Linked DNA regions of Homo sapiens: region 1 is linked to region 2. A link is an interaction called in ENCODE POLR2A ChIA-PET data of the cell type or tissue named here. Cell type or tissue: HepG2. All regions are shown on one strand.

The links. Peaks named below come from ENCODE experiments on the same cell type or tissue, not always from the same donor. Only the 100,000 strongest peaks of a DNase experiment are listed, where the experiment ranks them.
Region 1: POLR2A ChIA-PET joins it to region 2 with 6 read pairs; 3 of 35 experiments call an interaction of 5 or more read pairs at or near these places.

What each region holds. Positions count from the first base shown.
Region 1 is chr19:35,843,708-35,847,707 of GRCh38, forward strand. NPHS1 (NPHS1 adhesion molecule, nephrin) reads right to left here. Exons shown (of 29, transcript NM_004646.4): 12 at 2,301-2,487; 13 at 1,962-2,091; 14 at 1,661-1,833; 15 at 612-752; 16 at 396-536. Among named protein-coding and RNA genes, the nearest start is that of NPHS1, 6.8 kb to the right of the region's middle. RefSeq lists a silencer at 1,627-1,879. In HepG2, a CTCF peak has its summit at 2,802 (motif pointing left); a DNase peak (open chromatin) is centred at 2,014; H3K4me3 peaks cover 992 bases; H3K27me3 peaks cover 1,907 bases.
Region 2 is chr19:35,666,594-35,670,593 of GRCh38, forward strand. It overlaps UPK1A (uroplakin 1A), which reads left to right. Exons shown (of 8, transcript NM_007000.4): 2 at 216-303; 3 at 1,861-2,061. The coding sequence starts at 220. UPK1A-AS1 (UPK1A antisense RNA 1) reads right to left here. Exons shown (of 2, transcript NR_046420.1): 2 at 1,355-2,092. Among named protein-coding and RNA genes, the nearest start is that of UPK1A, 2.1 kb to the left of the region's middle. In HepG2, no CTCF peak of the experiment used is centred here; no DNase peak of the experiment used is centred here; H3K27me3 peaks cover 377 bases.

The DNA.
Region 1 (4,000 bases), 180 kb after region 2:
ACAATCTGCCCTTAATACCAAAGGGTTGGAGGAGAGTTCTCAAGGTTGGTGAGGTTGTCTCCACCCTCCACTATGCCTCTGTGATAATTAGAGTGAGTTGAGTGGGCTTCCAGAATTGTGTGTGTAGCAGGGCTTATACAGTGGGCTCTCATTCCTGACGGGAGCAGCTTCCGTGTCTAGGCGGGCACCCTCTCTGGGCAGAGATTCCACACTGGGTCTCTCTAGTGGGAGGGGTTCCGCAGTGGGCGTGGTTACACCGCGGCTGGGACTTCCAGAACGGGAGGGTTCCAGGATGGGTGGCTATCCCTGGGTGGGCGGAGCTCCCACAATGAGGAGACTCCACAATGGGCAAGGTTCCTTGGGTGGGTGTGGTTTCCATGGTGGGCGGGGCTCACAGTGCACGTCCAGCCGCAGCCGCGCTTCCGCGGTGCCCTCAGAGTTCTGGCAGTGCAGCTGATAGAGGCCGTCGTCCGCGCGGGTCACATTCCACAGATGCAGAGCCCCGCTGGACAGGATGCGATGCCGGGGGCCGCCCGCTGGGGAAGGCCAGAATAAGGGACCTGGCAGGACCTCCCATCCCCGGGACCCCTCCCCATGACCACTTCCCTCACCTGGACTGAGGCGATAGCCGCGGAAGGTCCAGTTGAAGGCCTCGGGGGCGGGGTTAGCGGACACGGACACGGGCAGCAACGCCTCGCCCTGCTCCACCGCGGTCACCACCAGCACCTGCTCCCCCAGGAACTCTGGACGGTCTTCAGAGGGGGCGCCGCAGGGAGTCAAGATTGTTGTTAAGGTTAGGGTCAAGGACAGATTGGAGATCAGGCACAGGTTCAAGGGTTAAAGTTGGGGTCACGACGGGGTTTAAGGTTGTGGACAAGGTAACAAGTTCAGAGCTAAGCTCAGGGGTAAGGTTCGGGATAGAAGTTAGAATACAGTTTAGGAAAAGAGCAGAAGCCAGGGTCAGTTTGAAGGATGGAAACAGGAGTCATGAGGGGGGTTAGGAGAGAGGACAAATGCAAGATGGGAGGAGGCAGGATAGGAGTTGGCCCAGGACCACGGGTCAGGATGAAGGTCGGGAGTTTCAAGTTTCAGGATGGGGTTAATGATAGAGTGATAGTGTCAAAGCAAAGACCCAGGCCAGGTGCAGTGGCTCACGCCTATAATCCCAGCACTTTGGGAGGCCAAGGCAGGAGGATCACTTGAGTCAAGGTGTTCAAGATCGGCCCGGGCAACATAGAGTAATGCCATCTCTATTTAAAATTAAAAGTACAAAAAATCAGCCTAGCATAGTGGCACGCGCCTGTAATCCCAGCACTTTGAGAGGCCAACGCAGGAGAACTGCTTGAGCCCAGGGGTTCAAGACCAGCCTGGGCAACATAGTGAGACCCCGTTGCTACAAAAAGTAAAAATAAACTAGCGAAGCGTGGTAGCGCACACCTGTAGTCTCAGCTACTCGGGAGGCTGAGGTGGGAGTATCACTTGAGCTCAGGAGTTGGAGACTGCAGTGACCTATGATTGCGTCACTGCATTGCAGCCTGAGCGACAAAAAATGAAAGAGAGAGAGAGAGAGAAGAGAAAAAGAAGGAAAAAAAGGTAAGACCCAAGGAGTAGTTTAGGGTCAAGAAGGCATCGAGAGGGGCTTTCAGGCCGGGGCACATACACAGTACGTTGAGGCGATAGAAGGAGCTCACGGTTTCGCGGAGCTCGGCGCTGTGGGCGCGGCAGGTCACGCGCTGGCCATGATCGCGGGATGACACTTGCAGAAGGACGCTCCTGGCGGCGGCGGAGCCTTTGAATGGGGCTCTCCGGGGTGGGGCGGCCACGCCCTCCAGCCTGTGGAACCGGGGTCAAGCCAGGGCTGCGAGCGGAGCCAGAGGCTGGAGAGGCACTAGGCGGGGGCGGGACATGCGTGGAGGGGGCGAGGCCAGACCAGAGAGGGGAGGGATCCCTCGCACTCCCACCTCTCCCCTTCCTTGTCCCAGGACAAGTTGACCGGCGGATTGCTGCTGACGCTGACGCATGTCAAGTTTAAGGCGTCTCCCGGGCGCAGTGCGGATGCGTTGGCCAGGATCGTCACGTTAGTTGGGGGAACTGGGAGACGGGGTTGGAGGAGCGAGACTCAGAGGTTAGGGGCGGCCTGGTCTGCGTCCACCCCGCCTGCACCCCAGGCTCCGCCCAGTCTCGGGTCCCCCACCCCGCCTCCGCCCGCTTTCCCCGGGTCCAGGGTTCGCTGGGTCCCTGCCCCACCTGGCTCTGTCCCTCCCGCCCCGCCCCCGGGCCTCAGCAGTGCGAGCCCTCACACTGCACCGCCAGCTGCGTGGACGCGCTGAGCTGTCCAGCCTTGCACGTGAACTTGGCCTGGTTGTCCGACGGCCCTGTGACCAGCACCAGCTCTCGGGAGAAGGTGCTCCCAGATTTCTCCACGCTGCCGAGATGCACGCGCCGCGACTCCTGCGGCAGCCGCGACTCGGTCACGGTGCGCGAGTCCTACGGGCCGGGAGTGACTGGGGTTCGCAGGCAGCCCTGCCGCTTCCACCAACCCCCAACCCCCCTACCCTGCCCACTGGGTTGGTGCCGCCAGCCCAAACAAAGCCTTTTTCTGATAAGGAGAAGCACTCTCATCAGCACCACCCCCCTAGGGCAAAGCAGTGGGGAGTGGAACTGAGTGACCCCCTCCCTGGAGTCTCTCCCGCCTCCCCGAGTCCCTGTGCATGGCAGTTTTGGGGATCTGAATCCGCCTTCTGTCCCACACCCAACTCCTGCTCTGCCTCTGCAGCCACCTGCAGGCTCTCAGCGCACTCCTCAAAATCTATTTCTGCTGTGTTTACCCAACACCACCTGCAGGAAACTCCCTTGAAATTCCCAGGCCTTTCCCAGAGTTCCTCAGTTCCTTTTCTTAAAATTCCTGCTGTCCCCAAAGATTTCCTTTGAAATTTTCCTTAATTCCAGTGTCTTTCCATAGATTACTTCCTTTTTTTATTATTGCTGCTGCACAAATTAAACTTTCCATAGATTTCTGAATCTTTCCCGATATTATAATATCTTATGATCCCAGTCTTTTAACAGATTCCTTTGTATTGCCCAGATTCTCAGCACTTCCCCAGAATTCCATCCAATTAAAATAAAATTCCATTGTCATTTCTATAATTTCTAGTCTTCCCCCCAAAGTTTTCAACTAGCTCCCTAATTCCCAGGATTCTCCTAGAATTCTATTAGGCTTCTCTTTCATTTTAATGAAATTTCATTTTCTTGCCTCCAAATCCCAAGAGTTCAGTTTAATACTAATGAATTTCCGATAGTCTGTGGAATTACTAGCTTTTCTCCAAATTTTCTTTTCTTTTCTTTTCTTTTTTTTTGAGACGGAGTCTCCCTCTGTCACCCAGGCTGGAGTGCAGTGGCACGATCTCGGCTCACTGCAAGCTCCGCCTCCCGGGTTCACGCCATTCTCCTGCCTCAGCCTCCCGAGTAGCTGGGACTACAGGCACCTGCCACCACGCCTGGCTAATTTTTTGTATTTTTAGTAGAGACGGAGTTTCACCGTGTTAGCCAGGATGGTCTCGATCTCCTCACCTCGTGATCCGCCCGCCTCAGCCTCCCAAAGTGCTGGGATTACAGGCGTGAGCCACTGTGCCCAGCCTTTTTTTTTTTTTTTTTTTTTTTTTTTGAGACGGAGTTTCGGTCTCGTTGCCCAGACTGGAGTGCAGTGGCACAACCTCGGCTCACCACAACCTGGGCCTCCCGGATTCAAGCAATTCTCCAGCCTCAGCCTCTCCAGTAGCTGGGATTACAGGCCCCCGCCACCATGCCCAGCTAATTTTTTGTATTTTTAGTAGAGACAGGGTTTCTCCATGTTGGTCAGGCTGGTCTCTAACTCCCGACTTCAGGTGATCCGTCTACCTCGGCCTCCTAAAGTGCTTGGATTACAGGCGTGAGCCACTGTGCCCAGCCAAATTTTACAGCATTGTTTTTTTTTTTTTTCTGGGATTCAAGTCTTTCCCTA
Region 2 (4,000 bases):
AGGGGCAGTGCCAAGTTCAGGCCAGTGACTGCCCCACCGGAGCCCGGGTGTCCTCTTGTGCAAAATGCCTCCCCACCAGGGCTGTGGGTACATCAGTACCAGCCTGGGCCCCGCAGAGAGCTGGAGCAACCCCTCGAAGCCAGGGTGTGGCTCAGAGATGGGGGGTCCGGCTGGCCCTTTACGCTCCTGGCCTCATCCCTGCTCATGTGTCCCAGGATGATGGCGTCTGCGGCAGCAGCGGAGGCCGAGAAGGGATCTCCAGTTGTGGTGGGCCTGCTAGTTGTGGGCAATATCATTATTCTGGTGAGACTCGCCCCAGTGCTGGGAGCCGAGTGGTTGTGTGGTGGGGAGGGGACAGTCCTGAGCTCGGGGTGGGGGATGAGGGTCCAGAACTGTCTCTCGGGCAGACTCAGTGGTCAGCACAGCCTGGGTTGAAATCCCAGCTCTGCCTCTCCCCAGCTCTGTGACCTTAGCAAGCGACTGTCCCTCTCTGTGCCTTCTTTCCTCATCTATAGACTGTGTCCTCATTGTGTGGGCTGTTGTCATGTGGATTAATCCATGTGTGGCCCTCAGCTCAGAGAAAGTGCCCGACCAATGCTGGCTATCACCATCAGCATCACTATGGATATAAAGTGACAGCCTGGTGCACAGGAGGCCACAAGAAGGAAAAACAACAGTGTCTTTCAATTAACATTGGGTTTTGGTTTTGTGTTTTTTGTTTTGTTTTGTTTTGTTTTGTTTTGTTTTGTTTTGTTTTTGAGACGGAGTCTCACTCTGTTGCCCAGGCTGGAGTGCAGTGGCTGATCTCAGCTAACTGCAACCTCTAACTCCCGGGCTCAAGTGATTCTCCTGCCTCAGCCTCCAGAATAGCTGGGATTACAGGCGCACACCACCACGCCCGGCTAATTTTTTTTTTTTCAGACAGATTCTCCCTTTGTCACCCAGGCTGAAGTGCAGTGGCGAGATCTCGGCTCACTGCATCCTCCACCTCCTGGGCTCCAGCAATTCTCCTGCCTCAGCTTCCCGAGCAGCTGGGATTACAGGCACATGCTACCACACCCGGCTACTTTTTGTATTTTTAGAAGAGATGGGGTTTCACCATGTTGGCCAGGCTGGTCTTGAACTCCTGACCTGAGGTGATCTGCCCACCTCAGCCTCCCAAAGTGTTGGGATTACAGGTGTAAGCCACCGCGACTGGCCGTGTGTTTGTTTTAGAGACAGGGTCTCACTCTGTTGACCAGGCTGCAGTGCAGTGGTGTGATGCTTGCTCACTGCAGCCTCCAACTCCTGGGCTCAACTGATCCTCCTGCCTCAGCCTCCCAAGTAGCTGGGACTACAGGTGCACATCACCACATCTAGCTAATTTTTTTATTTTTTGTAGAGACGGGGTCTCACTATTGCCCAGGCTAGTCTCAAACTCCTGGGCTCAAGCAATCCTCCCGCCTCGGCCTCCCACAATGCTGGGACTGCAGGTGTGAGCCACCTTGCCTGGCCCATTTGTAATGTTTATGGCCATGGCCATGTTCCCCTCCTCGGGGAATAACAGCACTGTCAAGGGAGGGCAGATGGACCAAGCATCTCCTCTGTGCCAGTCCACTGCTCCAGCCTTTCCACGTGGCATCCCCTTTTATCCCCGAAGAAACTGGCAGCTGGGGCGTGGGGGTCGGTTGTCTGGCTGGGCTGTCTCTTCTCTCCTGGCCTCTGCTCACCCTCATCGCTGCTCATGGAAGGCGAGGTCTTTGCCCACTTTACTGAGAGGGCAGTGGAGGCTCCAAATGGGGAGGGAACTTGCTCGTGGAGATGCCTGGTGCCAGGGCTGCTGGCCCCGAGCAGACCTTCCTAACCCACCGCTCTGTCCAGCTGTCAGGCCTGTCCCTGTTTGCTGAGACCATATGGGTGACAGCCGACCAGTACCGTGTATACCCACTGATGGGAGTCTCAGGCAAGGATGACGTCTTCGCTGGTGCCTGGATTGCCATCTTCTGCGGCTTCTCCTTCTTCATGGTAGCCAGTTTTGGTGTGGGTGCCGCACTCTGCCGCCGCCGGTCCATGGTCCTCACGGTGAGACTCCAGGGGTTGGGGGATGGGGACACTGAAAACGGAGTTCAGCATCACTGAGTCATAGTAGCAGGTGCAGCCCCAGCCACTAGTGTGAGTTCCCCATGGTGTCACACTCAGGGATCCCAGGCATCATCTCATTCAGTCTTCCCACAGCCCAATAACCCAGGCTTGAGTAGCAGAGCTGGGATTTTTTCTTTTTTTTTTTTTTGGTAAAGATGGGGGTCTCACTATGTTGCCCAGGCTGGTCTCAAACTCCTGGCTCAAATGATTCTCCTGCCTCAGCCTCCCAAAGTGCTGGGATTACAGGCTTGAGCCCCTCTACCTGCACCCAGTGCAGGGCTAGAATTTGAACCCCTGCTAGCTGCTTTCCAGAGTCCATGCTCATGAACTCTGCCAATAATAGCACAGCTACCATTTAATAATGGTTTACTACAAGCCACGAGCTGTTCTAAATGGTTTACTGGATTAGTTCATTTATTCCTCATAGTCCACCAAGAGATACTGTCATCATCATGACCCTGTTTGATGAAGATTGAAACTGAGGCTCAGAGAAGTGAAGTCACTTATCCAGGGTCACACATTGAGACAATGGCAGAGCCAGTTTCAACCTGAGCAGATCGGCTCTTGAGGCTGTGCTCTTAATCTCTGCCCACAAGAATAACCCATACTTCCCAAGTGTCTCTCATGCACCTGACACTAGGGTAAGCAGTTTAGAAAATGAGCTTCGTGGCCAGGCGCAGTGGCTCATGCCTGTAATCCCAGCACGTGGGGAGGCTGAGGCGGACAGATCATTTGAGGTCGGGAGTCCAAGACCAGACTGGCCAACATGGCGAAATCCCATCTCTAAAAAAAAAAAAAAAAAAAAAATTAGCCACGCATGGTGGCAGGCACCTGTAATCCCCGCTACTCAGGAGGCTGGGGCGGAAGAATCACTAGAACCCGGGAGGCAGAGGTTGCAGTGAGCCAAGATCACACCACTGCATTCCAGCCTGGATGACAAAGCGAGACTCCATCTCAAAAAAAAGGAAAGAAAATGAGCTTCCTCAATCTTGCCAGAAGCCCTTCACAGCTAGTGCTTTTCAACCCATTTACCAGATGAGGAAACTGAGGCTCAAAGAGGCTAACAGCCTCTCCCAGGTGACCAGGAGAGCAGGGATTCCAATTCACGGCCCCAATGACACAGAGACAGCACTGTGTTTCCTCGACAGCAGAGGGTTTTTCAGATTCCCAGAAGCAGCCACTCATTTGATGAACAAATGCTTATGAGCAGGAGCTACATGCTGAGCCCTACGCTGGGCACTGGGGCTCTGTGCTGAGCGAAACATAAAAGCCCTTGACCCAGGGAAGTGGTGCTCAGAGGAGGAAGACAGTGAACAGGAGGGGAGGTCAGGAGCCGAGGAGGGCGAGGGAAGACCTCACTGCCAGGGAAAGCAAAGACCTAGAGGCACTGGGAGCGAGGCAGGTGTGTAACTGGAGGAAGAGCCTTCCAGGTGGAGGTGGCAGCAAGGGCAAAGGCTCTGAGGCCAGAGCGGGCCAGGAGTCCAAAGCAGCTGGAGCTGAGTGAGGAGGAGGTTGGGGGGTGAGAGGACATGAGGCAGACAGATGGGGAGGAGAACAGTGAGGAATGGGGATGGGAAAGAAGCAGGAGGGAAGGCAGGTGTTGTGGACTTTGGCTTTATCCTGAGTAAGATGGACCCATAGACCCCCTGCTCCCCTCCCCTCCCTTCCCCTCCCCTTCCCTCCCCTCCCCTCTCCTTCCTTCCTTCCTTCGTTTTTCTACACAGGCAGGTGTTGTGGACTTTGGCTTTATCCTGAGTAAGATGGAGCCATGGACTCCTCCCCTCCCCTCCCCTCCCCTCGCCTCCTCTCCCCTCCCCTCCCCTCCTTTCCCCTCCCCTCCCCTCCTCTCCCCTCCCCACCTCCCTCCTTCCTTCCTTCA